Regions from separate parts of the Homo sapiens genome. Here region 2 is linked to region 1. The links are chromatin loops, found by intact Hi-C in ENCODE. Cell type or tissue: heart right ventricle. All regions are shown on one strand. Each heading gives the region's core, and the rest is flanking DNA. Links, peaks and the distances in the headings are about the cores only. Region 1 has its middle 84 kb from the start of MTIF3. Region 2 has its middle 9.0 kb from the start of GSX1.

Region 1 (16,431 bases), core at 2,997-10,996:
AGCCTGAGTTTTACCTAAAGGTAGAATGACAGTCTCTACTTGTATATTTGTCTCTTTTTCTAGGATGGGTTAGACAGAGCCCCATTTGCTTCTGTGCCCCTGGCTCCTGATGGGCATGGGTCCTGACACTCATTCATTGGGAGCTCTAAAGCTGTCGGCTTGGAGTTTGCCAGGTGCCATCATCTGACTCCTTGACAGGCTGCTGCAGGCTGCCTGGGTGCAGAGCAGTGCCCCTGGCCTTCCGCAGGATGCAGCTGTATCATTGCTGCAGGATTCTCTTCCACACAACATATGGGCAGAGAACAAGCACAGAGAACAATGAAAATAACTCCTTACATCTATTTGCACACTTCTTTCTAGTTTACAAAGTATGTTCACATTCGTTATCTCCTTTGAGTTTATGTTTCCTCTGTCACTTTGTCAGGTTGGAAAGGCTATCATTATCCCTTGGTACAGAGGAAGACACTGAGGTTCAGAGGTGAGATGCTTTGCCCAAAGCCCACAGCTAATAGGAGTGAACCCAGAATTGGATCAAGCTTTCTCTTGATTCCAATTCCGATGCTCTTCTTCCTTTCCCAGTGGGAAACCCACATTCCCTTAGGTCAGATCAGCCTCTCCCTTGGTGTTTAAGCCCAAATACTCTCATTTCCTCCTTCTCCAAGACAGGAAATCCTAGTGGGAGGTGTCTGGGTCATGGGGGTGAACCCCTCATGAATGGCTTTCTGTCATTCTGAAAGAAGTGAGTGAGTTTTGATCTCGTGAGACTGGGTTAGTTATCACAGGAATGGATTCGTTCTCACAAGAGTGTGTTGTTATAAAACCAGGAGGCCCCTTGGTTTTTCCTCTTTGCATTTATCATTTCTCCTTTGACCTTCTGCCATGTTGTGACACAGCATGAAAGCCCTCACCAGACACTGAGCAGATGCTGGTGCCCTGCTTCTTGAACTTTTCAGCCTGCAGAACCGTGAGCTAAATAAACCTCTTCTTTTTATAAATTACCCAGTCTCAGGTACTCTGTCATGGCAACAGAAAATGGACAAAGACAGTAGGAAACAGGGCTATTCAGGGTCAAATTTGCCTCCAAACACTCTCTTCTCAGATCTACCTCATGCTAGGTCCATCTGGATGCCTTTCTCAGGGTTCCCTTCTGAGCAGCAGCAATACTTACAAGGCTACCTCTTAGGGCAGAATAGGGGATGGAGGCACCCAGATCATCTCGAAGTAGGTAATGAGGAATTGTGGCTGAGCTCCGTGAGCACACACCAATGCTGGGAGGATGCCACATGTGCCAACCTGGGAAAAAGCTGATGATGCTCAGGCTCAAAGAGGTTAAGTGACGTGTCCAAACTCACACAGGTAGCTTGTGGCATGGCCAGGATTCAAACCCGAGAGTGGCTGGATCTGAAATTCCACTCTACAGGCTATAGGCAGGAGTGCCAGGAGGTGAGGTGCCCAGCCCCAAAGGAACCAGGAATCAGGGCTCCAGGCCTGAGAAGAAGTGTCTTCTCTGAAGAAAGGGCATGCATTTGGTCTCCTCTCCTTTTGTTTGTGGTCATCTTAAATGAGATTTCCTTCCCCCTTGGCCTCACCACCCACTTTCTTACACACTGGCCTCCTGTGTGGGAAGGTGGAGCTAGCATTAGATCTAGAGGCTGGAGCCTGGATCCTGGTTCTGGTTCAGCCCAGCTGGTTCAGCCCAGCTCCGGGGAAGTCATTTAACTTATCTGAAGTCTGGTTTCCTCACCTGAAAACCAGGGGGTTGAGCAGGTGATCCCCTGCTGAGATGTTCTCACCTGCAGCATTCCAGGACTCTGACATTTCCGTGATCCACAACCCTCTCCTCTTCTCATACCCTCCACCTGCCTGCCTCTGCCACCCTTGTGGGGGTACAGATGACCTGGCACAAGGCACTGTCACTATCAGCCAAGGCCGGCTAAGGAAGACAATGCCAGCCAGCTAGTGCCGAGACATCCCATTCTGAGGAATGCTGGCACAGTGAGGTGCTCTGTAGAATGCAGCTATTTTCTTCTTCCTAAAATGATCCCCAGTAGCTGTGCCTTGGGCTGCCAGAAGTGCTCTGCAGGAGATAACTTGGTCCTATATGCTCTTCACTCTTGTTTTGCATGACTTTAAGCAGTAAGTGCCCCCCGACACTCCTTTTCTTCAATGTTCCCCACTAGAAACTCCCTGATATAGTTTGCATATTTGTCCCCTCCAAATCTCATGTTGAAATGTAATTCCCAATGTTGGAGGTGGGGCCTTGTGGGAGGTGTTTGGATCATGGGGGTGGCTCATGAGGAGGCCCTCATGAATGGCTTGGGCCATCCCCTTGGTGATAAGTAAGTCCTTGTTCGAGTTCACAAGAGATTTGACCATTTGGAAGTGTGTGGCAACTCCCGCCACTCTCCCACTCTGGTGCTTGCTCCTGCTTTTGCCCTGGGAAGTGCTTGCTCTTCCTTTGCCTTCTGCCATGATTGGAAGCTTCCTGAGGCCTCCCCAGAAGCCAGGCAGATGCCAGCACCATGCTTCCTGTAAAGCCTGCAGAACTGTGAGCCAATTAAACCTCTTTTCTTTATAAATTACCCAGTCTTAGGTATTTCTTTAGAGCAATGCGAGAACGGCCTAATACACCCCTCCACCCACCCAAAGGAGCCCTGCAGATGTGATGGAAAGGCATGGCCCTGACACCTTCTCCTTAGTCCTAAGTCACCAGCCAGAATCTCAGTGTTGGAGGTCACTTCCTCCAACCTCGCTCCCATGCAAGAAGAGTCTCTCCGGATGCCCACCTGGCTTCTCCATGGAGCCTTCTGGAGACACTGGCCTCGTGCCAGAGTGCCTGGAATTGTTGCGACCTGTCTTGGCATTGTGACCCCGTCTGCCTTCCCACAATTCTCAACACGAGCACCCACTCAGCCTTCTGCAGTGATGCAGGAAGTGTCAGCTCTCTTCTGCAGGATGGCCTAGAAGCTTATGAAGACAGCCGATGTGTGCCTTGGGCCACTGCATGGTCAACGTCTACAGTTTCCTGTTACAGCTCAGATGATGAGGTTTCCACAGCTACCTTCGGGACATGATCCAGATTCCCACGTCCACCTCTAGGAGTGCCCAGAAGACCTGGATGTGTTATACTGAGAACAGAGGACAGCGGGGGCCACCCTCCCTGCATGTAGACGCTGTGCTCCACTGGGTGAATGGAGCTGACTACTGCACCAGCAGCCAAGTTACACACCAGTTCATGCTGAATTTGTGGCTGTCTAGAATTTCCAACTTTTCTCCATTTTGTTCATATGCAATTAATCATTTGAGCCTAAATGAGACACTTTACCTTTTAAAAGTTCACCCTTTCCGTTTCAGCATCATCTAAATTTTTAGTTTTTCTGCCTAGCTTTGTGACATTTTGAAGTAACAAGTCATATAGGACAACCCCCAGGACAGAGCTCTAATCCAAATTTTACATTACACACACTCTTAGTTGACTCTGAAGCGCTGGAAATTAGGTATTATTTCTCAACCACATCTTAATAGCTCTGAATGTAATAACATCTATTCCACATCTCAGAAGGTTTTTAGAAAATCTTTTTCGCCCCAGGTTTTCTAAAGGGGAGGAGCTGCTTGGCTGGCAGGCCACACATCGGGCAAGTTACTTTTCCTTCATTTCTACATCTATAAAATGAAAATGAGAATACTTACTTTGCAGGGTTGTTTTTTGTGAGCATTAGATAAAACAATTCGTTTCCATTTCCACGAGTAAGTTCCTTTTACACCTCCCTGGGGACTGTGGCCTGCATGCGAGCATACCCTGAACATTTCTTTCAGTTTACATTTGAGACACAACATACGTATTATAAAAATTCATGTTCATTCTGCAAAAATGATAAAATACGCTGAAATCAACCAAAATCACCCTAGTAATTAGATGTGACCACTGTAAACACTTTGAAACATCCTTCCATTCCTTTTTAATGGATAATTGCACATACACTCACACACACAATCTTTAAAAATCATTTGTATAATCTGAACAGTTTGTATCCTGTTTTTGCCCTTAACATATTCATAAGCATATTTGCATGTCAATAAGTACATTTATAAAATATTTAATGTTTTCATTGTGGTAAAATATGCATAACATATTTCATGCATAACATAACACCATTTTAACCATTCTAAAGCACACAGCTCAATGGCATTAGGTGCATTCTCATTGTTGTGAAACCATCACCATCATCTCCAGAACTTTTGCATCTTCCCAAACTGAAACTCTGTGCCCATTAAACACTAACTCCCCACTCCCCACCCCTTTCTCCAGCCCCTGGCTGCCACCATTCTACTGTCTATGAATTTGACTACTCTGGGTGCCTCATACGAGTGGAATCATAAAGTATTGTCCTTTGTAACTGACTTATTTCACTTAGTATAATGTCCTCGCAGTTCATCGATGTCACAGCATGTGTCAGAATTGCATTCCTTCTTAATACTGAATCACATTCATTGTATGTATAGACCACATTTGGTTTACCCATTCATCCATCAATGGACACTTGGGTTGTTTTCACCTTTTAGCTGTTGTGAATAATGCTGCTGTAAACACGGGTGTGCAAATATCTGTTTAAGTCCCTGCTTTCAGTGTTTATCAATATAGACCCAGAAGTGAAACTGCTGGATAATTGGACAATTCTATCTTCAATTTTTTGAGGAACAACAATACCATTTTCCATGCTGGCTGTACAATTTTACATTTCCTCCAGCAATGCACAAGGGATCTGATTTCTCCACACTTGTTATTTTCTGTTGTTGCTGGGGTTTTTTGTTTTGTTTTGTTTTGTTTTGTTTTGATGGAGTTTTGCTCTTGTTGCCCAGGCTGGAGTGCAGTGGCACAATCTGTACTCACTGCAACCTCCGCCTCCCAGGTTCAAGGGTCCTCATGCCTCAGCCTCCCAAGTAGCTGGGATTATAGGAGCGCGCCCTCATGCCTGCCTAATTTTTGTGTTTTTGGTAGAGACAGCGTTTCACCATGTTGGCCAGGCTATTCTCGACCTCCTGACTCAAGTGATTCACTTGCCTCGGCCTCCCAAAGTTCTGGGATTACGGGTGTGAGCCACTGCACCTGGCCTGTTGTTTTCTTTTTAATGGTAGCCATCCTCATGGTGTGAAGTGGTATCTCATGGTTTTTATTTACATTTCCCTAATGATTAGTGGTGTTAAGCATCTTATCATGTGCTTATTGGCCATCTGTATATCCTCTTTAAGGAAATGTCTATTCACCTCCTTTGCCCATTTTTTTCATTGGGTTTTTGTTTGCTGTTGTTATTGTTGCATTATAGAGCTTCTTTGTATATGCTGGATATTAATCTCTTATCAGATATATGATTTGCATATATTTTCTCCCATTCTGTGAGTGTCCTTTGATATACAATTTGTTAATTTTAGTGAAATCCAATTTATCTTTTCATCATTGTTGCCTGTTCTTTCGATGTCATATCCAATAAATCTTTGCCAGAAAACTTTTTGCCTGGTTTCCTATAAGAGTTTTATAGTTTAGTTGTTACATTTAGATTTTTGAGTTAACTTTTTAAAAACTATGGTGTTAGGTAAGGGTCCAGCTTCATTCTTTTGCATGTGGACATCCAGTTTTCCCAGCATTTGTTGAAAAGACTGTCTTTGCCCCACTGAATGGTCTTGGCCCCTTTGTTGAAAATCATCTCACCATATATGCAAGGGTTTATTTCTGGCCCCCTATTCTCTTCCATTGGTCTATATGTCTATCTTCATGTCAGTACCACAGCTTTGATGACTAGCTATGTAGCAAGTTTGAAATCAGGAAGAATGAGACCCTCAGCTTTGTTCTGGGCCCCTTTAAATTCCATATGAATTTTAGGATGGATATTTCTATTTCTGCAGAAAACATGGTTGGGATTGTGATATTGTACTGAGTCTGTCTTGGGTAGTATTAATCTTAACAATACGAAGTCTTTCAATCTATGAACAGAAAATGTCTTTCCGTTTATTTATGTCTTTTTTAAGTTCCTTCAGCAATATCCTGTAGTTTTCAGTGTACATGTCTTTCATCTCTTTGTTCAAGTTTATTCCTAAATATTTTATTCTTTATAATGCTATTGTAAATGAAATTATTTTAACTTCCTTTTGGGATTGTTCATTGTTAGTGTTTAGAAATGCAACTAGTTTTTGTGTGCTGATTTTGTATCCTGTAACTTTGCTGAATTCAACATAATTTTAATTGCTTTTTAGGTTTTATTCTTATAAATTGAAATGGGGACCCCAGCCAGAGAACACTCTGGACCACACAATCTTTTGTCCTCAACCTCCATATCCCAGTCTCCCCATAGTCCAAAGATTCCCTTACCCTGCACTGCCAGAGGGTTAAAGGGTCAGTTCTAGGCAGCTCCTTTGTCAGGATTGCTGGCCTCCAAAGCCCCACCTCGCTAATTCTGTTTCTTCATTGTCAAATAAGGAGGTCCATCTCTGTCCTCTCAGGTCTTCTGCAGCACTGGATACCATGTGTTAGCTCACGTACCTGAGTTCAGTTTTCATGAGAGTTCATGATGACTGAGGTATGGTTAATCATTTGTTAAATAGTTAGATTTTTATTCCAGAGAAACACCTACTCTACAGAGCGCATATGAAACAGGTTTGCATTGCATGAATTATTTTCCCATTTGAAACCCAGAATCTCACTCAAATGGCTTTCCAACCCATATTGTACTGAAGTATCCTGTTCGTTCCATTAACTATTCACAGAGTCAACTGGGGAACCGTTGTTATTAATTTCAATGGAAGGCTAAAATGCAGTTCATTTTCTGTAATTGCAGGCCCACGGTCTAAAGAGCCAGCAAAAGCTTTTAATCTGAGGCTTTTTTAGAGGAGTATGATCATTATTACATTGAACATCTTTTGAAGGTGCGTAATTATCAAAACCTCAATAACATTGACATTCAAAGAGCCCTATACCATAGAAGCGAAACTCACATGCAGGGAGCAGGACAAATTGCGGTCTGAGTTACCCAGGGATAGAGAAATGGCCACGGGGAAGGTCGACAATGTTTGCACATCTTGCTTTGCTATTTTATTCCAACTGTGAGGCTCTTCATGCCACATGGGAAGGGGACAGACGCACTCCCTTCATATATGTAAGTTGTTTGTGGCCTCAGATATCCAACCCTTCCTGCTGCAGCTTCCCTGACCTCCTGCACCGGGAGCCACCGGCTGCAAACAGGCTGCAAACACCGGGGAGCTGCAAGCGAGGGCGGCCAGTCCATCGAGCCAGCAGAGGGCGCTGAAACGCGGCCCAGTGAACTAGGGACGTCCAGGGCCAGCGCTGACCACTGGTGGTGCCCGAGCTCCCAGGGCTCTGATGCCCGGCTGCTCCAGTCCGCAGAGAAAACTAACCGGACACTCCACTGCTACTTTCTTCCCGATGCTCATGAGTCTCACCTTTGGTGAGGGCTGTCACCCTTTAGCCACAGTTCTGTGAGAGAACCACCTCCTTTTCCCCCATAGGAGGAAGGACAGCGGCAGAGGAGGCCAGGGGAGTGGCTCACGCAGTGACAAGTGACTGCAAGGCCACCCCCACCACACTTCCCACAGGTGGCACCACATGTGCACTTCTGCTCAAAACTGAAGCGGGGTGACAGCACACTGCTTGGCATGGGGACAGAGACAAAGGAGGCAGGCACCGGGGACAGGGTGTCAGCATGTATGTGCATATATATATATGTGTATGTGTGTGTGTATATATATACACACACACACACATATATACACACCCTGTATATATATATATATACACACACCCTGTATATATATATATATATATACACACCCTGTATATATATATACACACACACACATATATATACACACACACATACATATACATACACACACAGACATACATACATATACACATACATACATACATATGTATGTGTATATATATTTTTAGTTAAAATCCAGATCGATGATGCTGGCACCATCACGTACTCCAAATGTCAAAGCCACACGTTATGAGGTTGGTGAGATAGGCCACCCACCCTCACATACTCATTCATCTTCAGCATGTTGCCACTTACTATATTTTGTGTGCACCCGGATAAGTGGATTTAAGGATTTCATTATTCAGTGTTAACTAAATTAATTTGGAAAAAATGTATATGTAGCTTTAAAAATATGGTTGCAAAGAATCTGTAGGTTGGCAACATTAGTAACGGGAGCACAAGTGAACTCAAAGGAAACAGCAGAGCTCTCGCATCTCTTACTCCTAGGAAGGCCCCTTTATCAGCCAGTCCGCAGGAGAAGCAATGATGAGCTCAGCAGATCTGACAGTCTTAGGCCAACCAGAATTTTTTTTAGAAAAGCAAACAAATCTGTCATTTCAAGCAAAAGATGCTGCCACAATAAGTGAGAATGTAATTGTTCCTTTTTTGCCCCCTGGGAGTGGTGGTGAAATAAAAGAAAGAAAATGGGAAATCCTATCTATAAGACCAAGTAAAAATAATCATGCATCGGGCATAGCTCTTACCATGAAGTGGCAGCAGACACATCAGAACCGTGGCAGATCACAGACTCTTTCCAAGTGGCAGGGATTGTCCAGGGAGCGGCTGAGTCAGCAGCAGGGCCTGTCCCACCTGGGCACTATTTCCTTCTTTCCTTTACTGCCACCTCATGTCAGATGGTGACAAGAGGATCATGACAAACAAGAGTCAAAGGTCAGATCAGAAGTCAGAGTCAAAGGCAGGGTCAGAGTGCAGATTTCTGACTCCCTGACCAGTGCTCACAAAGGAATCAAGCCCGCATCTAGTGTGGGCCCTGGCGTGGCCTTGGTGTTAAACACAGGAGAGAGCATAGCATGGTGGGCTCTAAACCCAGAAATCAGACTCCCCCGACAACTTCCAGCTCTGAGACCCAACCTCTCTGTGCCTGTCCTCTCTGACTGTAGAACTGGGAAAGTTAATGAAACTTGCTTTGGAAGCTTGTCGTGAGAAATGAATGGATAAACACATGTGAACGATGCTTGGTGCATACTCAACTTTTAACAAATGTTAGCTGTTGTAATCTTATTTTACCACTGAAGCTGAAGAAACTTTTTTCAGGTTGAGATACTGCATTCCTGGAGTCCTTCAGATCTTTTACCAAATTCCAATATCAAGTTCTCAACTTCCACAGTCTCTGAATCCTGAAGTACACTTGAGAATTTCTGCCAAGATATGCACCTTCAGAGCCAAGAGCAGCAATTAAGAGACCAGTGAAGTTCTCCTGTTTAGACACTACAACGGAAAATTTGAAAGCAAATATCTCAGACAACAAGGATGGCTGAAATACAGTACAAACCAAGAATGCTAATCATTTTCAAAGTCAAAAAGTAAATTGGGACACCGATTTAGCACAGCTTGCAACCTTGCAAAATTCCTGCTCCACAGAACTGTAACTGCTGGCCTCTCCAAAGGTCGGGCAGAATGCACTTTATTTACATTTCATCCAAGCTTGCTACTTTACAATGTGGACTTCCCAAAGGGCAGGGCTGTCTTACTTATTTCTGTGTTTGTTGAATGAATGTTGAACATGGCAGTCTACAGCCATACCACCCTGAACGTGCTCAATCTTGTCTGAACGTTGAACGTGGCAGAGTGCTCCTCATGGGGAAAGAAAATGCGAGAAGAGGTGGGACGCAATTATTTCCTTGTTTTCAGGATGGGCAGTGTGATCAGGATACTAATGTGAAATGTAATGATGCCGAGTCCTTTTGCAGTGGGCAGGGAAGGGTCACTAGGGGTGCCGGTGACTGGTGTGTATTTTTCCACTTGCCAGTTATGTGCAAATGAGTAAGTCATGAAATCTCAGTGTTTTTCATTTATCCAATGGGAGCAATCTATTTGAAACATACCTCACAAGTCTATTATGAGGATCAAATGAAATGTTTGTAAAGAACGCACAAAAGTGCAGAAGTGAAATGGTGTAGTGAGTGCACGGGTGTTAGACACACGCATGGTGTTGTTAGTCATCTGCCACCCGCACTTCTTGAACATGTAAAGATAAAAGAATCAAATCTGCCTAGAAATTATGCCAACATAGGTAAAGGAAAATAAATGACATATTTCTTATACAGGCTCACTCTATCCATTTCAAACCGCAGGGGCCTGGCTAACAACAGCTTTTTTTTCTCATTTCCAAACTTTTGCACTCATTTGTTTCTGCTGTTCTATTTCCATTATGAAAACCTTCAAACATTCCCTTACTCCCGTTTTCTATTCTTTGTTTCCTGGATGGTTTGAAAGCAGACCTCAGACATCATGTCGTTTCATCCACAGGTACTTGCACATTTTGCCAAACTTTTTGTAAGAGCAGCCGAGAACAACTCTGTGGCCTCGGTGTCCAGTCCTTAGCCCTTTGCCATTGGACTTCCCAGCTCTACCCTACCATGGAACCTATTCTCTGAAAAGTCACCAAGGATGTAAACCCAGAGACTATTTCTCAATCCTCACCCTCCCAATTTCTCTGCAGCTTCAGACACTGCTGAGTCAAAGCCAGCAGGCATTGCATGAACACCACGTGCAGGTGCTGTCAGGTGTGTGGGTGGCTGAACACCCAGGCCCTGGAGGAGCTCTCAGGTGCTGAGGGGCACAGACAGGACAAGTGGCAGCCAGCATGTGCCTCTAGGGAAGTGCAAGAACAGCGAGTGGCAGGGGGGCTGCAGGTGCCAGGCAGCCTTGATGCCGCTGGCATTGGGCTGGGCTTAGAAGGATAAGCAGGGCTTGATGGCTGGGGTCAGGTTAGAGAATCAGCAGGACAAGGCATTCCTGGAAAAGCGGCACAGTGTGAGCAGGAGCTGGCTCTTCGGAAAGCTCAGGGTGATGCCTGGGGAATGTGCATCACTTGTGTGATTAAGGCGCGGGAGAGAACTTGCTGACTGTGTCATATTTACGAAAACACACACCATGTTGAGAGTAAACAAAAGTTTGAGTTCAGAGGAACCTCTAAGAGTAGATTTTTTCCCCCTGCAGTCTAAAGGGAGCTGTTTTTGTTTGTTTGTTTGTTTGTTTTCTTGAGATGCAGTCTTGCTCTGTTGCCCAGGCTGGAGTGCAGTGGCGGTATCTTGGCTCACTGCAAGCTCCGCCTCCCGGGTTCATGCCATTCTCCTGCCTCAGCTTCCCTAGTAGCTGGGACTACAGTTGTCCGCCACCATGCCCGGCTAATTTTTTGTATTTTTAGTAGAGACAGGGTTTCACCGTGTTAGCCAGGATGGTCTCGATCTCCTGACATGATTCGCCCGCCTCGGCCTCCTAAAGTGCTGGGATTACAGGCATGAGCCACCATGCCCAGCCAGAGGGGAGCTGTTTTAATAATTCATTTGTAGTGTAATTCTTGGTCATTTCCAGGGATGAGTAATTCTAGCCAAAATCTGTCTATAATATCTACAACTACCACCTATTTAGCACAATGTGTCAGCCACGTTACATGCATGATTTCTAGAACTTACAGCAATCAAGCAAGGTAGGTATTAACCTCAGGCTGCCTGGCTCTACCCACTGTGCCACAGCACTGGCCTCCCTCTCGATCTGGATCATGTGTGCACCAACATACTTAGTGTTTCTCTGTTACAGGACAGAGGAAAAAAGGAGTGGAAGTCAGCCAGCAGGCTGTGCCCCCAGAGCCCATCACAATGGCACGGCCTTCCTAGAATGATCACTATTGAGACAAAAATATCCCATAGTCATGAAGCCTTTCACACATGCACACACGTCAAAACCTAACATGCCACCGAGAACCTGGATTCAGCCTCTGTTATGTCTCCTCAGGCCTTCCCCGCACACCTCTCTCACTTGGTTCATTTCCATCCTGTGTTCTCCATTTACCTGGCTTTGTTTCCCCATTGCATTTATCAGTTTAAGGGTGAATTCAACAAGAACTCCCTTCTTTAGATTGCCTGAAAGCTGACCAAGAACGGTTAAGTTAGAGACATCTATTCCCCAGACTCTAAAAGATGAGAAGCAACAACGACTTGTCCAATGTCAAGGTTGTAAGGGTGGCGGCAGCTATTACAAATAAGGTTTTTTTGAGACGGGACGAGGTGATTCCAACTGTAATCTTAGCACTTTGGGAGGCTGAAGTGGGGGGATCACTTGTGCCCAGGAGTTCAAGACCAGCCAAGGCAACAGAGGGAGACCCCCATCTCTGCAAAAAATAAAAAAATTGCCAGGCATGGTGGTATGCATCTGTAGTCCCAGCTACTTGGGAGGCTGAGGCGGGAGAATCATTGAGGCCAAGAGGTGGAGGCTGCAATGAGCAGTGACTGAGCCACAGCACTCCAGCCTGGTGGGCAACAGAGTGAGACCCTGAAGTCATGTTATTTCTTGATTATGTCCCTGTGTATCTCTGTGTAAGCACAGAGATAGCAACTACTCCGTCCTAAAAACGGATGAATTCTGAGCCTCTAGAGCAGTGCCTGGCACATAGTAGATGCTAAGAGAACATTGGCCAAGTACAATGAAAAGATGAATCAGTAAGTGTTTTGTGTCTTGGGCCTGCCTAATATTCATTTAAATATGAAAAGTAACAAATGAAGAGACATCCCACCTGCCTGGCCTCCTTGTTTCTACACTCTAGCTAGGAAGAGGGACAGGGACAAATTATTACTAAAAAGGAATCACTTACAATTAGACATGCCCAACGGAGGCGATGCCTGGAATGCAGCAGGGAGGTCCCTGTCACGGGAAGCCTTCAAGCAGGAGCTAGATGACCATATCACAGCGGGGACCTGTATACCAGAAAAATGGACAAGAGCTTCCCTTTCTAAGGTTCCATGACTTGGGATCAGCAGGGGGAAAAAGTAGCTCTAGACTGGGGACCTGGATGACACAAGGACATCATATCCTTTGGAATGACTTACATATGACAGGTGACAAGGACTGCCTTTCCTCAAACATTTACTAAGTATCCACAGAGGGAGTTTTGTTGCTGTGAGCACCCCCCATCCTCCACAGGTGCCCATCTATCTCAGCACAGGCCAGGACTCCAGGAGCAGGAGTTTAGCCCACAGCCGCCAAGAGACCAGGCAAGGATCCCAGACTCCAACTCTTTAGGACTGAGCCACGCAGGAAGGAACAGGCACAGAGGGGTGAATCTACAAAGGGCTCTGGGGTATTGCTTCCCTGGTGGGAGAGGCTAGCAGTCAGGAGAATGGGACTAAACACATCCCATGAACTAAGACATTCTCAGGTCATTTCTAGAGGAGGTGAGTGAAAGGAGACCTTTCAATTAAACCTAGGTAAAGTAAAGAAAAACTTCATTTTTTTGAGACAGGGTCTCACTTTGTTGCCCAGGCGGGAGTGCTGTGGCTCAGTCACTGCTCATTGCAGCCTCCACCTCTTGGGATCAATGATCCTCCCGCCTCAGCCTCCCGAGTAGCTGGGACTACAGGTGCACACCATCACGCCTGGCAAATTTTTTATTTTTTGCAGAGATGGGGTCTCCCTCTGTTGCCTCGGCTGGTCTTGGACTCTTGAGCACAAGTGATCCCCCCACTTCAGCCTCCCAAAGTGCTAAGATTACAGTTGGAGTCACCTCGTCCCATCTCAAAAAAAACCTTATTTTTAATAGCTGCCGCCACCCTTACAACCTTGACATTGGACAAGTCGTTGTTGCTTCTCATCTTTTAGAGTCTGGGGAATAGATGTCTCTAACTTAACCGTTCTTGGTCAGCTTTCAGGCAATCTAAAGAAGGGAGTTCTTGTTGAATTCACCCTTAAACTGAAAACTTTTGAAGAAATAAAGCAAATGCTGATCCAAGTTTTTGAAATAGCCCATCTTGAAAGTGTTATTTGCAGGTGAGTGAGTGAATAGAGCTCAAATGGAAATCTCTAAGTGCTTCTCACTCAGCCATGGAGCGAAGCCACCTTCTCCTGATGGGAGGCATGCTCTCTGCCACCTGCGGGGATGGTGTGAGTCCTCCAAGTGCTAGTCTTTTTTTTTTTTTTTTTTGAGGCGGAGTCTCACTGTCACCCAGGCTGGAGTGCAGTGGTGCGATCTCGGCTCACTGCAAGCTCTGCCTCCCAAGTTCATGCCATTCTCCTACCTCAGCCTCCCGAGTAGCTGGGACTACAGGCGCCCGCCACCATGCCCGGCTAATTTTTTGTATTTTTCTTTTTCAGTAGAGACGGGGTTTCACTGTGTTAGCCAGGATGGTCTCCATTTCCTGACCTTGTGATCTGCCCACCTCAGCTTCCCGAAGTGCTGGGATTACAGGCATGAGCCACCGCGCCCGGCCTAGTCTTTTATTCTTGTAGGTGATTAAAGTTTTAGCATTTCTCACTTAGGCACTTTATAGCTATTAGGCACTGTGCTTACATGTACAACTTCACTTCTAAAGAGCTTCTGTGTTGCCATAGAAATTAATTAGTAGTATATTTACACCATAAAATGGCAAAAGAGCTTTCTAACAAGGACCTTAGGGAGCTGAAATCTTTCCCTCAGCAAGAAGACAAGACAGACTTAAGAGAAAAACCTCAACTCATGAATTCCTAGCCTGTTACCAGGGCAGCAGTTTACCATGTTGGTGTGTCATCTATATGGTTTTGTTGATCACCCAAGGTGGACAAATGAAAGAAAATCTGCATTGTAAAAGATGAAATTAGGTGCTGTGAGGAAGTGACCCAGAGCCTCTCACTATGTGTTGTGCACAGCAGGTGCTGGATAAACTGTTTAAACAATTCCATGGAAAAGCAACACAGCCATCACTCGAATGAGCCTGGGTATTTTATAGTGCTTAAGGAAACTTGGAAACAGTATATTTTAGCATGCACTCGAAACATCTCACTTTCCATTTTTCAATGTTGATTAAAGATACTTATTGCTTATATAAAGTGCCAAGTTAACCTCACCTCTCTTTAAGCTTTCAAATTCCAAATTAGTTAAGTCTGAATTAACAGGGCATTAATGTACTGTAACATGGGTGTCAGGCATGATGAAATGGGTGAAGTGCCCACAGAAGCTGAAATTCAGGTTAACTTCAGATTTAATTTTAACCATCCATGTATCTGATTACAGCTTCAAACATGTGAGGAATCATAAAGCAGCAGCCCACTTTCATTTATAAAAGAATGGGTATCAAGTTCTGAAGGTACAGCAACAGAATGAACAGACCTCAGGGTCTTCTAGTGAGAAAAGAGCCACAGCTAGGACAGAGAGGGAGGATTCAGCTGTTTGAGAACTGGTCACTGTGCACAGTATCTTGAGAAAACGAAACCCTCTAAATCTGCCTTCCAAAATTTCCTATGAAAACATGTCTCTGGATTTACAATGCAAGTTGCATTTGCTCTAGAAAAGTTGGTGATAGTGACCTTTGCTGAACTGCCCTTCCCCCAACCCCTCCCATAAAAAGGCAAATTGCTTCAGTGATTTCCAGACTGCTTGGAAACGGGTAATATAATGGTGAAAATGTTGTTGCGTCCCAAGCTTTTATAAAGTCTTTCCTTATATCTGGATTGCAACTTCAACTTTCAGATAGTATGGGTCAGTGTGCTGCCATTAATCCCACTCTGGCCTTCTGTTGCCCACATGTCCTTTGTGGGATGTTACTGGAATGTTAGGAACTATCATAAACTGTGCTTGCATCAGCCTTTCAGTATTTTACATAGCTCAGAAATGAAATCTAACCAAACCCCAACAGTATATAACAATTACAATAACACTAACTGGACAGGAGAATGAGGAGGAGCCACAACACTTGCCACTAAGTCAGACCTCAGGGTGGTTGGAGTCACGTGGTCTCAGGTCCTTGTATTGTGCAGAGGGGACAGAGCTATTGTTCACGTTGAAACTTTATGTTAAATATGCACGAAGAAAAATTCAAGGGTAACTGCAAAGTGAACAGAAACAGAGCTACAATTCGGTAGAAGAAAACATGAAGCACAGAGAGGCAGAGGAAATTAATATAGGGTGGAAAGAAAACATATAATAATCATCACAACATACATGGACAACCCTTGGCAAAATAACAAATTCCAAAAGTAACAGAAAAGAATCTGCTTATATGCTATTCATACACTTGTTCACATTATAATGATGAACTTTGGTTTATCACATCATTACAGCTGAAATGAGGTCACAAATTGGGAGAAGATATTTATACCTCACATCATCCACGAAGTATTAACATCCAGAATAAAGAATGTCTACACATGAAAAAGAGAAACACAAATAGCCCTTTAGAAAATTGTCCAACAGGTTAGTCACCAAAGAAGGGACCTGAAAGACAAGTAAATATGTGAGAAGTTCCTCGACTTCACCAGTAAATGGGGAGATGGGAATTGAAGTCACAGTGGGATGCCCTTTTCACCCTCTTCGGTTTGAGAACACCAAATGTTGGCAAGAATGTGGATCAACAAAACTTACCCAATTACTAGTGGAAATGTAACA
Region 2 (16,431 bases), core at 3,962-11,961, 250 kb after region 1:
TCTAGAGACTGGGAAGTCTCAAGATTGTGGGGCTGGCATCTGGCGAGTGCCTTCCTGATGCATCATAACATGATGGAAGGCATCCCATAAGGGAGAGAGAGACTAGCGGAGGCCAAACTCACCCTTTTATAACAAACCCACTCCTGCAAGAATGACATTAATTCATTAATGAGGATGGTGTCCCCATGACCCAAACACTTCCCTTTAGAGACCTCGCCTCACCTCCCAATATCACCACACTGGGGATCAAGTTTCCAGCACCTGAGCTTTAGTGGACACAGTTAAGCTGCAGCACTCTGCAAGGGGCAATTTTCACATTTAAACATGGATTTAAATGTGAGTAACATGCCAAGCCTGCCATGGTAGTCAGGCCCTTCCCCACTCTGTGATGGCCCAGTTCTGGGGTGACTTGGGCCTCCTTCCAGCATCAGAGGGCCCTCTAACATCAATAACAAGGGTGGGCAAGTGAGCGTTTAAACCCTGATGGGCTCTTTCAGTCTGAGGTGATTTCTGTGGTCCTGAGTACACGTGGGGATGAATCAGGCCACCCCTCACCGTTTTACATTTTTCACAACTGTGGTTTTTCCAGCTCCATTGTACAGGATCCGCCTTCCCCGTCAGAGCCCTGAGGGGACAGCATCAGCATCTTCTTCCAGTGACTTTTCCCCCAGTACCCTAAGCAGGAAACATCCGAGCCCAGAGCAAGCTCAGCCTGACTCTGAAAGTCCCTCTGACTGCCTGGCTCAGCCCGTGCAGCCAGCTCTGACCCATGACCTGTGCTCACCAAAAGGGTGTGTCAGCGGCAGCTTCCAGTTCTGCCCATCATAGAAACAGTGCCGGGTTTTCCAGCGAGCTGTGAAGTGACTGTTGAGAATACTTAGCCCCTGGCAGGCGCAGCAGGCCTGCCTCATTCATCGCAGCTCAGACCTTCAAACTGGAGCTCCATCCATCACTGCCTCCTGCCATGCCAGAGTCGAAAACCTGAGCTCCAGGCTCGGCGTTTCCCGGAGTCACATGGACTGCAATCAGCAGGTCCCTTTGTCCGGCGGCCTTTGCAGGAAATGTGGCTTATTCTAACATTTCATTCCCAAATAGAAGTCTAGACTAGGGGGAAAAACTCCATATCTCTATTGATTGTGCCTAATGGAGGGAGGTTAATTTGTGGTCTTTGCCCTTAGCTGTTACTAAAGAAAATGGAGATGGTTCTTTTTCATATTTTGTGATGGATGGCAAAATAAAATGTTGACTTTTTTTTCTTAGGAAATATGACTGCTGAGTCTTAGAATGGCTGGGTGGAATGTGCGAGGCTAATTAGTGCTCACTTACGTATTTAGTTCACAATCAGAAACACTAGGCTACAAACCTCTATAGGAAAAGGAAAAAAAAAATGATCTCAAGGTGAAAAAGAAGACTCTGCTCTGAAAAGCCCTTGAGAATTAGATTATAGATGAAAAAAGGCAAATTGTCCCTCAGGAAAGGTTCTTTAAAAATTCAACTCACCACTGTGAGCAAGATTTTATCCTAAAGAGTGTTTCATTCTTTAGCTGGTAAGTTGATTAAAGTAAACACTGGTTAACTAAAATGAATGAAAGAGCTATGTGGACTCCTGGTTTTTGATGAGTTGGTCACTGTGATTGAGTTGCAATGAAAACATCATGCTATGACTTGTGTTGATGATGTTTTGGGAGAATAAAGGAGGAGGGACAGAATTGAGCATGGGGGACATTTTGTGGGGAGAAGAGGACTTTGGTGGAAGCAGAAGCAGGTGCAGCGTTCCCCAGATATCTTGGAGGGCACTGAACTTCCCACATTTCCTGGGATGGGGTGAACAGGCAAACCATTTCAATCAAGTATTAAAAGAAAGGGTGAGCCTGTAGGTTGCAGGGTTTCAGCATCCTACAATTCCCATCATTCTTGATCACAGTTTCCATTCCAGAAGTGGCCCCCTCATTCTCTGTTGTGCGGTCATTGCTGTCAGTACACATGGCAGACACCACTGTTGGCTGGTTTGACCCCCAGCCTCAATTCCCTTTACCTGACCCCCTTCCAGCAAGGGTGGCATGTGACAGAAATCTAGAGGATGAAGCACCAAATTTAAGTCTGCCCTTTGAGAACTGGTTTCGAACAGATAATTTTTAAACTGTTTCAGACCAAGAGAAAAATACTTGTATTCAGTCACTAATGCTATTTACAAAATCTTAGGCAGAATGATTTTGTACTCATCTATCTCACTTTATGCTTTAAAGAGAATAAGTACCCTTCCCCCCAAACCTCCGGAAACTCCAGCACATTTCAATCTATGTGTTGATGACTAGGACGAATACATTTCCTTCCACATGGATGGAGTTAAATCTCTATCCCTTATTTTTAACCCAGCACTATTTCTGAATCATTTTCTATGGTGAGAGAATACCTGGACATTTAAATCTATCAAAAAGGAGTAAATGAGCATTTCAGATACATCTATCAAGAAGAAATGCCCCTTCTCCCCCATCATTGTGGGGCTTTGTCAGTCGCCTGTCAGATGAATGTCCGCATAAGTGTTTATTAATCACTCTTGCGCTCGCTGATGGGCCTGAACACTTTGCTCCTCTACGTCTCTGACACGCACCAAGTATGCAATGGGTTTCTTCTGTCTGTCTCTTGAGCACAGTTGCTTACTTTGTTAAAGTTAATTTCCACTCATTTCTGGCTTTGATGGGAAGATTCCTTTATCAATTCAATTCATGTGTGTTGTCTGCAATCAAGGCAATATTGTCTGCTAATGTGAGGTATATTCCATGCTCTCTCTCCATTTTATGCTAACGCCTTTCCTCTGCTGGTCCTGCTGGAGAACCGGGAGAAGAGGCTGTCTCCCTGGCTCCATGAGTGACTGAACCAGCAGCCATTTCCCCTTCTGAGTTTCCTGGCTAGAGAAATGGTGAGCTGCTCTTTTTTCTGGGAGTCATCTAGGTTGGAAAACAAGTCAGTGGGAAAAAGAAGGTGGTGGGGCTGTGTCATGGATTTGGTATTCCCAGTGCTATCTGTAGGAGCAAGCCTTATTCTGAAATTCAACCGCCTTTACACCAGGTCCTTATAAGGGCTCTCCGCCCACTCTTCCTATGCTATCTCTCTGTTCCCACAAAATTCCTGTTCTATCCCCAACACAGACTTGGGCGCATCTTCTCACATCGTCCTTTCTAGCTTCTTTCTCTTCCCCGCCTTACCCATGCATTGCATCCCGGAGCCCAAGCTCTGCCCTTCCTGAAGGACCATCAAGCCTCCCTCCTCAGAAGCATTCCTCTCTGTCCTGAGGCTGCGAGAGCTCCTCTCTGATGCTCCTGTAAATAAAACATTCACCAAGATGTGTCATTCTCTGTGCTACACTGCCACGGCAGCATCCAGGAGCAGACAGAGCCAGGCAGTGGAGCCAGGCAGACCCAAAAGTGTGAATGTGGCTCAGAAACAGAACTACATGGTTCTGGGCAGTCACTAAATCTCCGTGGATGCTTCTTCATGAGTGAAATGAGTGAAATAATGTCTATCTTGTAGAGCTATTGTCAGCATTCACAATAATGTATGTAACCCAATTACCACAGTTCTCAGGTAATGTGGGAGCCCAATAAATGGTAGCCATTGTTGTAAATCTCAGCTAGATAGCAAGCCCCTAAAGGGAGTATGGTGGGGATGGTGCTTTTCTGTACTACAGAGGATGGAAAGTTAAACCTACAAGTCTCAGACTCCCTTGCAACTAAAGTTCAGATTATACATAAGGTTCCAACAGTTAGATGTACTTGTACAATATCTGAAAGACAGAAGTGAGGGAAGATACGTCAAGAACTGCGAATGGTCTGAGGTTTTACTCTATATGCAAACTAACAATTACTTGGCCACAGCATAATAGATACTGGTAGAAGACACAAGATTCCTGGGTTAGAGACAAAGGACTTTATTACTGACAGCAATGGCAACATCAGCATTTTCTTTCGCTGGTCCCTCAAGGCCCAGATGCCACAGGGCAATGTGAAGATGGCCAGCTGAGACCTGCACACAGTGGGTTACATTAAAAAAGAGGAACCCAGAGCTTAGAAAAAACAAATATTTTTAAATGAACAGTGGGTGTACCTGCCTTTTGTTCTGAAGGGATACACTGTGGCTGTCTCTATAGCCAAGGCTCTTTGGTACACAGGCATCTTTGAAAACATAGTTCAGAACAAAAGCAGCCAGGGCCTTTGCAAGCTGTGCAGAAACACAAAAGACCCATGGAAAACTGTCTCCCAACAAGGTCATCTTCCTGTGGCCAGCTGTTGCTTCTAGCAAGGATGGTCATGGTGATTTTAGGTTTTCTACAGCCACATTTCAGAGGTCAATTACCAGCTTCATCATGTCACAGGAAATTATAGAAACTTAAATTCCTAATTCCACAGCACAGCTATGACTTTGATTTTGAGCTCAACTGTTCCAACTCTCCACTTTCTTGATTGTGGTAGGCTAGTTAGGTGTTACCAAACTTCCTGAAGGCCCAGCCTAGAGTCAGCTGACCCACCCAGAGTTTCTGCTTCCCTACTGACAAATTTAGATAGAGGCTAAACACCATCTTCCTCCAAAGCTCCAATATCTTCCATTATAAATTTCTGATGTTGGTGAAGATGACAATAATGATGGTGATGATAATGAGGAGGAGGAGGAGATAGCAAAAGGGAAAGAGAGTAAAGATGGCAGAATAAATCAGGAAAAAGAGAAGTAGGAATGAGAAGAAAATCATCATTTTTTTCATTCTTTTCCCACCAAATTACCACATGTTCTCCAAAGAAATAGCTCTTGGGGTCTCTATTTACCATATTTATTAAAGGGAGAAGCAGATGTCCTCACTTCTAGAACCCCAGAATTCTCAACCAGAGCTTTTTTTTTTGTTTGATTCACATTTTCCTCTCATTTCTCTGAGACACAGTGGAGTTTCTTAGCTGCTCTTACATGGGCTGGTCACATCCTTTGCTGGACCAGAGAGAAGCCTGATCCCAGTGGAAAGTTACACAGTACCAAAGCTATTCTCATACCTTCCACAGCATCTAACCAGGATGGAAAGGAAGGAAAAGGTCTATGTCTTTAGCCTAAGCTATGGTCCCTGGGCCCTTTCTGGAATGGGGGCTCTGGCTAACAGGACTACTCCCAGTGAACTTTTGTTTAGTGCATCTGGGACCCTCCATGCAGTTCTGCCCCATAATAATGAGCCAAAATGTACATCCCCAGTCCTATATAGTAACTTCTTGAATTGCATCTCTCAGAAATGCCTTCTGAATTCCCCTCCCGTCTGTCTTGCACTGTACTGTTTGGGAGTTCAACTAAGGCCCTGGCATGGGACCTTGCCTTTCCTATGCAATGCCAGTGGCTGGGCCCTGGGGCTTGCATAAAATCACCCATATGATATGTGCATACAATAATAGCTAACATTTAATGAACACTTACTATGTGACAGACACAGTCCTAAATGCTCTTATAATTCATTTCGGTCTCCCAACAATTCTATGAAGCAGGCACCATTATGCTTCATATTTTATAGACACAGCAACAGAAGCTCAGAGAAGTTAAACAACTTGCCCAATTCAGAGCCCGGATTTCTTCAGAGACCCTCTCTTTAACAATTATGCTATCCTGCTCAAAGCAGAAATTCAATAAAAATTTATTGGATGAGTTAGAAGAAGAGTGGCAGAAATATCTGATTTCACCCATTACTCATTCTTCCCGTCATCTTAGTAGCAACAACCACTATCATCTAAGATTCTAGCTGAGCCTGTGCCTACCTGGCTGGGCTCTTCTCTCTGTCTCAGTTGCCACATCTGTAAAATAAAAATAATAACAATACCTCTTTCAAATATTTCTTAAGTATATGAATTCCTGGTTGAAAAGATTACTAACCAAAAACTGTCCCAAACTGTAATATATAACAAGAAATACATATTTTAAATTCCTAAATTGTAATTCATTTTGTTGACTGTGAAAATAAAATAAATTAGGATACATGCTTGACATATAAGTATTACGTTCAAGTCAGTTGATTGAATTCAGCTGAATGCTATTCTATAAATCTCTCTCAACAGAGAATTGAGAAACTCCAAAGAAAGCACCCCATTCAGACTCTGTCACAAAATAGAAAGACATCATATTTTAACAATAAAATGAGGCCAAGTGTGGTGGTTCATGCCTTAATCCTAGCACTCTGGGAGGCAAAGGTGGGAGGATTGCTTGAGCCCAGGATTTTGAGACTAGCCTAGGCAAAGTGGTGAGACTCCATCTCTGTAAGAAATTTATTTTATTAACAAAGAATTTTTAAAAATAAAAAATAATTTTTAAAAGGACAATAAAATGAACTACTGGCTAGAAATATAAAATCTGTATTTTATTGGTGAGATATTATAGTTTGGGACAGTTTTTGCTAAGTAATCTACTTGACTTGATTTTTAAATATTTTCAAATTTTCCTCCCACAAACCAATTGCCACCAAAAGAAATATTCACAGGAGAGTATCAGTTCCCACCATTGTCTTCCCGAAGTGTTTGTGTTAAACAAATCGACAGGCCAACCCCTTCCTCTGAAGCCAGCTTGACAAAGCTACTTCCCATGGGACTCAGCCTCTGAGAGCCCTAAGTGTGGTACAAATCTTTGCACCCATCACAGAAACAAGAAATTAGGAAAAAGATGCTGAAAAGTTGGAATGGGTAATCTTAGAGCCTGCCCCATTAATGAGGCCTTAGGTTGCAGTAGCGGGGGAGGAGGATAAGACAGTGTCTGCCCCTACAGGGCCACTTACTTTACAAATAGAGTCACTGCCAGAGTGCATCTGTGGGAAGGGAATTCCTAGCACAGTCAGGAGACTTGTTCAAGAGGTCCCCAAGGACAATAAATTGGAGAGATCTCAGAGGCTGTTCCCGATGCTTTGATCCTTAATGAGTAATGAAAGCTTAAGAAAGTGTTTGTGTCTGCTGTACAAACTAGGCAAGGTAGAAATGCTATCTTCTTGCTGTCCCAGGATTGAGCCAGCTAAGCTTAGCCCTCAGGCTGCAGCCGATGTGAACTGTCCCATGATGTTAGTCCTCACTTAATAGCTGGAGAAGTAAAGAAAAGTGGCTGTTCATAGGAATTCAGTTTATTCATTAACTCTACATTGTGAGCTAGAAGCGGGACTTCTCCCTGAGGCGTGGAGCCTCCTCAGAGCGGATCTGCTGACAAACAATCATCAGTGGATCTCACCTGTTCTATTTTCTTTCCTTCTTACAAGGCCTGCTGTACTAGAGATATTAGTTTAGTACTCCAAAATGACACAGAGATCTGTGCAGTTACAATTACTCAAGTAACGGTGACAGACTCAATGTTCTTTGTTGGAATTACCAGGGTTTTTGAGAATGAGGAACACTAGTCAAGTGGTGAAGATATTATCCTTTGGAATTGCACATAACTGCAAGACAACATGGCCCCAGAATCCATTGGTAATGCATCAGCCTGTCTGTGCCAACTAGGAGTAGAAATACTCAGCTCCCTGCCAGGGTTGTAGGCATGGCCAAGAAAATCCTGGAGCAGCTGCTGTAAGAATCAAGGCATTTTGTCAGCAGCCTTCTCTGCAAACCCCTCCCTTCCTTTCTTCTGAAAATGTAGTGAGGGTACAGCCAGCACTGGTCACTGTGGCTCTGAGAAATTGCAAATCCAAGTACTTTGCTGAATAAAATGGGAGCTTGGCTGTGTTCCTTAAAGGTGGGGGTGGAGGTGAAGGCGATGGTCAGATAAATCCCCAGGACCTTTTAAACCAGTCCTCTCTACTCTGCTCTGTATGATGTACCACAGAATTTCTGCCTTCAACAAGTCCTCAGCTCCTTCCCTTCCAGTGGCTTATCTTTGCTTTCTTTGGTGATTTGGAGCCAAGGCTTTCCGAAAGGTCAAGACTAGAGGAGGGGATGTGGCCTGGGCCTGCTCTGATAAAAATGGGCAAAGAGGAGTGTGTGTGGAGGGAACGGAGCAGCCACAGGACAGCACCACTCTCTGTGGGTTTATTGCTTTATGCTGCCACCTGGCTGAGCCCTGAGCTTCAGGCTCCTGCTGGCAGAGAAAGAAAAGGCAGAGAAGACAGGGAACATTTACACTGAGAGGTCTCAACATCAGGCTTCCTGATGGGAATCCCGCCTGAGGCCACAGACCATCACATCCAGCCTCCTGACTCAAGTGTCACTGTCACTCACTTCTAAGGGGGAAACAGGAACTGTTTCGAAAGGTGGACTTAAAGGCGAGGGGTTCATTCATCAACGGATAACTACTTTAGGTGAGACTGGTTCTGTCAGTCTCTAATCCACCATGTTTTCTTCTTTTTTAAATCTGCAAATTTGTTGCATGGAGATTCTTAGTAAGATATTTCATACTCATCTTCCAGGTCCCTGAGTAGAACTCCTTCATCCCTGCAGAAATTATCTTTGCTTCCAGTACTTTCAAGGTGGAAGAGAAAAGGAAATGGCTGGGGGTGAATAACTTAGGCTGAAACTTCTATGTCCAGAGAAGGCCTCACCAATGTTTCTGCATCCTGTCACCCAGGAAAGAAAACATACAGCTAAAATTTACTGAGGCCACACTCGGTCTTGGGCAGCATCTCAGCATTCTACGAATGCATACGGAGTAAACAGTGGTCCCTGGAGCAAGATGTAGAAGGAGGCAGTATGTCTATCTCAGGCTCAGCTCACGGACTCAGGGGAAACCTCCCTGGAAGGAGATAATGTGGTTTTTGTCAGGGTGGTGCCAGCCGACAGACTGGCCTGTGGATACTTGTAAGGCATCTCATGAAGGACACCCAGGAAACCATATGGGAATGGGAGGAATTTTGCAAGTAAGGCCAGAGGTCCAGCAAGCTCCATATAGAAACTCTAGGTTGTTATTAACTGCTTCTACCTAAACCCAATGAATGAGAAACCTGGTACTTACATTCAGGTTACACATATATTATCTCTAATCTTTTCAAGATAGGTGAAGTATCATTCCAATTTTACTGTAAGAAAACTAAAGAGCTGAGCACTTATGAAATCTTACGATGCTCATCAAGATGCAACTATGATCATTGAATAAGTGCAAGAGACGAGATTCCTCTATTGCCATCAGCACTAACATTAAACATTTATTAAATATATACATTGTGCCAAGTGCTATGATAAAGGTTGGTGACACCTCTGTAAATAGCCTTAATCCCTTCCCTTAAGGGCTTGCAATCCAGTTGGAAGGCAACAAGAGGGTATCCCAGCAACTATGCCATAATTACATTGATTCCTTCATTTGGCTTGATGCTTATCATCTGATTGGATCGGGGGTTGGGGACCATATTAGTTATGCTTAGATGCAGATGTAATAGAAAACTTAAATAATAATAAAAAAGATGTTTACCTTTTGCTCACATAAAATAGGTAGGCAGCTCCTTGATCTCTCAGGGACTCTGCTTCTTCTCATCTTTCTCCTCCATTATTCCCAGTACAAAGCTTCTATCTTTAAGTCATCTCCTGGACCAAGATGGTTGCTAAAAAAATTCACCATCCATGCAACAAGAGGAAAGGAAGAGGAAAAGAACGGAAACAGTGCCTGACAGCTGCTGAGGCTTTCCCCAAAGTATCTCCTCGCCACTAAGCTTTCTGCTTCCAACTCATTAGCCATCATTTGTTACAAGGAGGGCTCAGATATTTGGTACACGCTATTGCCCTAAATAAAACTGGGGTTCTGTTACTAATGAAGAAGGGGAGAACAGATACTGGGTAGACTACTAGCAACCTCTTCCACTGGTGATAAAGAAAATTAAATAGGAAAACAGAAAATGACCTATTCTCTAAAAATTAGAGATCCAGGAATCCAAAGAGTCTCTCCAAATTATTTGAGCCACCATGTGAGCAATGACCTGTGGTTAGCAATGATGAACCACATAAATTCCTCCCCCCTAAAAATCATAAAAGAGATCCAGGATTGGGAGGTTTCGACAATCTTTCTTTCAGCCACCTCTAGAATACTGCTCATCTTTTTGGAAATTTTTTTGCACATTTCTGTTGTAGCCTTCGAGGTGAACAGCAAAACCGCATTTTAAAAAATTGAACGATTTAAGTTACCAGCTGCCTATAAACACAGCCACAGTTCCCTTAGGTGATATGGTCTCCTAGGACCATATTATGTCAGTTAAAAAATGTCAGTCCTTCCCAGGCAGGGAAGGACTTTACTCTTTGAAACTCTACTCTTTTAATGCCTCTAGGTGAGGATCCAGTTTTATGGTCCCAGCTTAAAAATGGCTCCTCTTTCTACTTATGTGAGGTATCTAGAGTAGACAAATTTATAGAGAAAGGAAATAGAATTGTGGCTACCAGGGGCTGGGAGGAGAGGAGGAAATGAGGAGTTGTTGTTTAATGAATGCAAAGTTTTGGTTTGCACGATTAAGTTCTGGAGATCTATTGCACAACAATGTAAATGTAATTAGCACTATTGAGCTATATACTTAAAAATAAAGATGGTAAATTTTATGTGTTTCTTTCAATTTAAAACTTCTGTCAAATTATTTTTTTAAACTAGAAGAAAATATTTTTAAATGATTCATCTTTTCCAGTACCTTCCCGCGCTCCTTGCAACTGACTTAGAAGTCTAGAGGCAGAAGCTGGGTGTGGTGGCTCACACCTGTAATCCCAGCACTTTGGGAAGCCAAGGTGAGTGGATTACCTGAAGTCAGGAGTTCTAGACCAGCCTGGCCAACAAGGAGAAACCCCATCTCTATTAAAAAATAATAATAATAAATAAAAAAATAAGCCAGGTGTTGTGGTGGATGCCTGTAATCCCAGCAACTCAGGAGGCTGAGGCAGGAGAATCACTTGAACCTGGGAGGTGGAGGTTGCAGTGAGCCAAGATCGCATCAATGCACTGCACTCCAGACTGGGTGACAGAGCAAGACTCTGTCTCAAAAAAAAAAAAAAAAAGAAAGAAAAGAAAAGAAAAAGAAAAAAGAGAAGAAAAGAAAAAGTCCAGAGGCAGAAGAGGACAAATAAAAGGCATATGATCTGAGGCAAACTCTACTCCCCCTCCTCCTTTGGCTTAATCCCTTAGAGATGGGTCCTTTAATAATAATCCTACCTAACAATGCTGCCTTCTACGGGAGTAGCCTGTGAATAACCATCTTCCTGGGGCCATGTTGGTTTCTGTTCTACTTCCAGTGCTGAGCTTTTGGCCCCAATCAAATGTCGTCATCACGTGGACCCTTGGACACACTTTTAGAAGAAAGGACCCCAACTTGTGTTCAGAAAACCTGGTCTATTCCACTTAGGCCCTTACCAGCTGTATGATCTTGGATAAGTCACTCTTTCTCCCCGAGCCTCAGTTTCTTCATCTCTAGATGGGGCAATAAGCTGAAATGCCCAGTCAGTGTAAGTTGTGTCATAGTAACCTGAGTGTAGAGTTGCCAGATAAAACAGAAGATATTTGAATTTCAGATAAACAACAAATAATTGTTTAGTATAAGTGTATTCTATACATTTACCCAATATTTGGGACCTAATAATACTAAAAAGAATTTTTCCATTGTGTATCTGAAATCAAGATTGAACTGTGTATCCTGTATTTTATTTGCTAAATTTGCCAGCTCTGCCTGGGTAGATTGCCTTGGTATAGCTCCTTATTTTCTATTTTCTCCTATCTTGTTCACTTCTCTTTTTCCTCTGGCTATCTTGTCTTTCAGAGAGTCCTCCCTTCACCTGCCTTCTTAAATAAGGGAGTTTCCTAGGGAATGCATCTATGACCCTCTGGGTTTTTTGTTTTTGTTTTCTCTATGCTTCCTCCTTGCTCCCATTTTTCCAAGACTAAAGCTAACTTTTTTTTTTTTTTTTTTTTTTTGAGATGGAGTCTCCCTCTGTCACCCAGGCTGGAGTGCAGTGGCAAGATCTCGGCTCACTGTAACCTCCGCCTCCCGGGTTCAAGTGATTCTCCTGCTTCAGCCTCCCAAGTAGCTGGGATTACAGGCACCCTCCACTATCCCCGGCTAATTTTTTTGTATTTTTAGTAGAGACAGGATTTCACCATGTTGGCCAGGCTGGTCTCGAACTCCTGGACTCATGATCCACCCACCTCAGCTTCCCAAAGTGCTGGGATTACAGGCGTGAGACACCACGCCCGGCCTAAACCTACCATTTTTGCATATCTCGATTCTAGATGCCTGTCTCCATCTCTAATCTCTCTGCTCAGCTCTAGACTCACATTTACATGTACTGATGGGACATCCACAGAATGCTCCAAAGGTTAAGGATTAAAATGCAACACATCCAAAATACGACTTAATGTTGCACCCCCAACAAGCAAAAGTGTGTCTCACTCTTGACTTCCCTATCTCTGCCTTTGATATCTCTACCCATCCATTCCCCTAAACAAACAACCAGGTTATCACGTGTGTGTTTGATCCCTCTCTGTTTCATGCCCTGCTCTTTGACACACACACACACACACACACACACACACACACACACACCCCTAATTGATCCTACTCATTCATCTTTAAGCTCTCTCAAATATTTCCTTTTTCTGGTCCTGCTGCCTTGCATCTGTTCAGATAGTCGTCATCCATCACTTGAACTCATATAATCTTCTCATTGTATGTTTCTCTACTTTTGTTTCTTCAATAATATTCATATGCAAGCTGACTCTGCTGGACCCTGCTCTGGCTTCACTGTGTCCCCACCCATAGAACTTCCTGCTGCCTCCAGTTACATTTCTTAAGTTCAAATCTGACTCCTGGGCTGGGCGCGGTGGCTCATGCCTGTAATTCCAGCACTTTGGGAGGCCAATGTGAGTGGATCACTTGAGGTCAGGAGTTCAAGATCAGCCAGGCCAACATGGTGAAACCCCGTCTCTACTAAAAATACAAAAATCAGCTGGGTGGTAGTGGTGTGTACCTGTAAGCCCAGCTACTTGGGAGGCTGAGGCAGGAGAATCACTTGAGCCTGGGTGGCAGAGGTTGCAGTGAGCCAAGATCATGCCACTGCACTCCAGTCTGGGTGACAGAGTGAGACCCTTTCTCAAAAAACAAAACAAAACAAAACAAAACAAATAAGTTAAAAAAAATATATCTAGCTCTGTCACTCTCCTTGCTGAAAAATCTCAGAACAGGCTCAAATCCAAACCAGTTAGCATGGCCCTTCATGACTTGGCCTGGCCTCCCCTTCTGATCCACACCCATGTCTGGCCACCACTCCTCACCCCTCCCTTTGCCACTCCCATGCCTGGCTCTCAGCTCCTCATAGCATTTCCCTGCCCCTCTGCTCAATTGAACAACTTGCTCTCTCCCGAGGGAGTTGTCTGAGTCCCTCCTGGTCTGGTCAGGGGAGCAGTCTCTTCCTTTACAATGAGAATTCCCACTCCATTGCCTTCAGCCAGAAAGAGCAAAAATGGTCACTGATCATCCCAGAGCATATACCACATCTGGTCCCTTTCCAACCAACCCCTCTTACACACCATGAAAAGATCTGGATGACAAGCCCTAGCCTTGAGCTATCAGTGGGTTCATCCAGCTCCTGCAGCGTTCATCCAACTCCTGCAGAGCAGGACACTGGAACTGCCTTCAATGGGACCATCTTGTTTCTGAAGGAGCTTGAGGACCACCAGTGGAGGGCTGGGGATACACAGATTAGCTTACCCATCTGCCATTCACTCAACAAACACATTAAACTCCTCTGATAACCCAGGCCTAGGAAGTGGGCTGGGGGAGATTCAGACAGCCCTGCCCTCCAGGGCTTCCTGGGTGGGTGGCCCCATGCCATGCTCCTGAGTTTTAGGTGTCTCCAGCAGGCACACCAGAAGGTCCTCCCAGTCGACCTCCTTGCTCAACTGTCTTTTATCCACTCATTCATTCTCCAAATATATACGAGCCACCTGCTATGTGCCAGGAGCTTTTCTAAGTTGGGATGCAGCAATGGATAAGATGGACAAAAACCTTGCTCTTCATAGAGCATAAATTTCGGGAGTAGGAGATAATAAAACAAATGATCAAAAAACACAGGAAGTTAGAAGGTGCTTATGTAGCAAGGAACCAAACACGGAGTGTGGCGGAAGTGAGGGGCTATTTTAAATAAGGTCGTTGGCCTCCCTGAGAAGGAAAGTGACATTTGAAGAAAAACATGAAAGAAGGGAACAAGGCACCACCACTGCCACCCTCCCCACCCTCCAATTTGAGCAGTTTTTGCGGCAAGTATCTTAGAGCTGCAATTCCGGGAGAAAAATCGTGTGTTCTTTCTACCCACAGGAAAGGAGACAGAATGAAAGAAGGAAAGCCCGGGACAACAGAAATTCTTTCAATGTTGAACTGTCCCTGATGGACACTTGAAAACCGGCTCCGGCAGCAGAGCCGACCCGCCAGGCCCAGGGGCTCCCGGGCCCCTCCTGGGGCTGTCAGGCTAATCCGGCAGCCGCCTCCCACCCCGCCCCGCTCTGGGGGACTTTTGCTCGGGTGACTAAAGTTCAAACTCGGCTAAAGCAAGCCCTGGGAGGCGCTTTAAACAGGAAAGTGGCGCGGCCGCCCGAGAGAGCCCGGGTAGCGGCCCCCGGAAACCAGGCGGCGGGCAGAGGCCGCGGGGTGGGGAGGCCGGGTTGGCTGGGTGGGGAGGCCGGGTTGGCGGGGCGGCCCGGACCTCCCGGCTGCCCGCGCTAGCACCTGCCCAAGGCTCGGGTCTCTCAGAGGCACGGAGCTTTCTCTGCGGAAATGGCCAGGCTCCTGGGCGCGCTGGCGGCCCTGGACCGCCAAGCAGGGAGCCCCCTCTCCGGCCGCGGCCCGCCGGGCTGAGAGACCACAGATTAAGTGCGCCTTGGTTCTCTCAGGGATGCTATTTTGCTCCGGCCCGGGTCTCTCCCGCGCCGAGTTGCACAACAAACCATTTAAACATTTCAGCACAAAACCCGATCCATTGTGGGGCCGCACATTAAAAAGTGTTATTCGCTTTGAAGTTTTTGTCTAATGGCTCTAAACTGAAAGAAAATGTTTTCCTATTACTTAATTCAATCATAGCGAAGAGACTTGGTAAAAAGCCCACGGATTTTGCCCCAAAGTGTGACAGAGTTCTCTTTGTGTTTGCTTATCCTTCGCTGTCACACACTTTAATTCGCCTCTCTTTATCTGGCATTCAAAACTTTCTTCAATGACATTCAATAAGGTCCAGAGGCTGGAGAGAGGAAAAAAAAAAAAACCTGGTTATTCCCCCCACCCCCACCCCCACCCCCATATTCTTTCCCAGTAGCTTTGGCCTTGCTCGCATTCAGGGGCTCTTAACCCCTTCCTCCCCGGGCACGCGGGGCGGCTGCCAGTGGAGCTCCACGCTGGCCACTCGCGGGCTCCCAGCTCCGGGTGCAGTGCCCGCCCCTTGCACCCCTGGGCCCCGCCCGCCCTTGCGCCCCTCCAGCCTGCCTCTGCCCAGCGGAAAGCCCCTCTCCCCGCCCGGGTCTCGCTCTTCGCTTCCTCTCAGCGACCCAGCCCAGCTCAAATTTCCCAGAGAGCAATTAGAACGGGAATTAGGCTGCATTGATGCGTTCCGGCTGGTTTGCAGGCACCACCCTAGAGTGGGGGAGCCTTGGCGCTGAGACTCTGTCTCAGAGGGCAGCCTTGCCCCCCACTCCATGCCAAGCAACCAAGAAAACATTGAACCCTTACTCCTGCTAGATGCCATGCCCTCCATGCAGGTTACTTCTCCCATTGTCCTATTCCCTTTTACAGAAGCAGTTATTATCTCGCAAAACAAATTATCTTTGCTTTTTAATCAGTTATAATCTGTTGCTGTTGTTATTGCAAAGATGTTGCCAAGGATAAAAGCCCATGCAGATGCTTCGGGTTTGGGCAATCTTATTCCTGCGCACTGCTTCCCCAGACCCCTAAGCTTCCCCCTCCATTTCTCACAATTCCATTCAGGGCTCAGAGCAGGTGACTGCAGCGATTTGGTTCCAATAAAATCGAAAGTAAACGTCTCCTGTGAAAAGTCCCGGGCTGTAAATTAGAAATGTTTATGCTGATTTCCCATTGTATGGAAAAAGCTCCTGGGCGAAACAGCTTTGAGCCCGAGAACGATTTAAAAAGCTGGAGCTGTGTACACAGCTCTGAGCGTTTGAAGTTGTTTAACCATTGTGTGACCAGAAAGAAGAGTGACGCGGCAGGAAGAAGAAGCCGGGTCTTGGGGAGAGCGGAGGCGGGTCAGGGTGGGCAAAGGCAGCCGATGCCAGGAATACAACCGCCCTTCGCGCCGTTCCAAACTAAGAGATGGCAGCGGTTTCCCAGCGCACTGCTGGAAGTGTGCTCCAGTAGACAGGGTGTGGGCAAGATGCGCGGGCAGACAGTCCGCACTCGCCACATGTGCTGGGGTGCGAGATCTAGATCTGCGCCATCTCGGCTTTCATTCCCCATTCCCTGTCTCTGTTCGTAACGCTCAGAGACTG

What was found. A loop is a pair of places that touch in the nucleus more often than their neighbours do. Peaks named below come from ENCODE experiments on the same cell type or tissue, not always from the same donor. Only the 100,000 strongest peaks of a DNase experiment are listed, where the experiment ranks them.
Region 2: it touches region 1 in a loop (9-fold over the local background); 14 of 110 quality-filtered maps call a loop at or near these places.

The regions. Positions count from the first base shown.
Region 1 is chr13:27,525,980-27,542,410 of GRCh38, forward strand. No RefSeq gene overlaps it. Among named protein-coding and RNA genes, the nearest start is that of MTIF3, 84 kb to the left of the region's middle. RefSeq lists enhancers at 7,028-7,528, 7,529-8,029, 9,592-9,761. In heart right ventricle, for the core only: CTCF peaks have their summits at 7,291 (motif pointing right) and 7,500; a DNase peak (open chromatin) is centred at 7,302; H3K4me3 peaks cover 645 bases.
Region 2 is chr13:27,775,265-27,791,695 of GRCh38, forward strand. No RefSeq gene overlaps it. Among named protein-coding and RNA genes, the nearest start is that of GSX1, 9.0 kb to the right of the region's middle. In heart right ventricle, for the core only: a CTCF peak has its summit at 8,041; no DNase peak of the experiment used is centred there; H3K27me3 peaks cover 5,660 bases.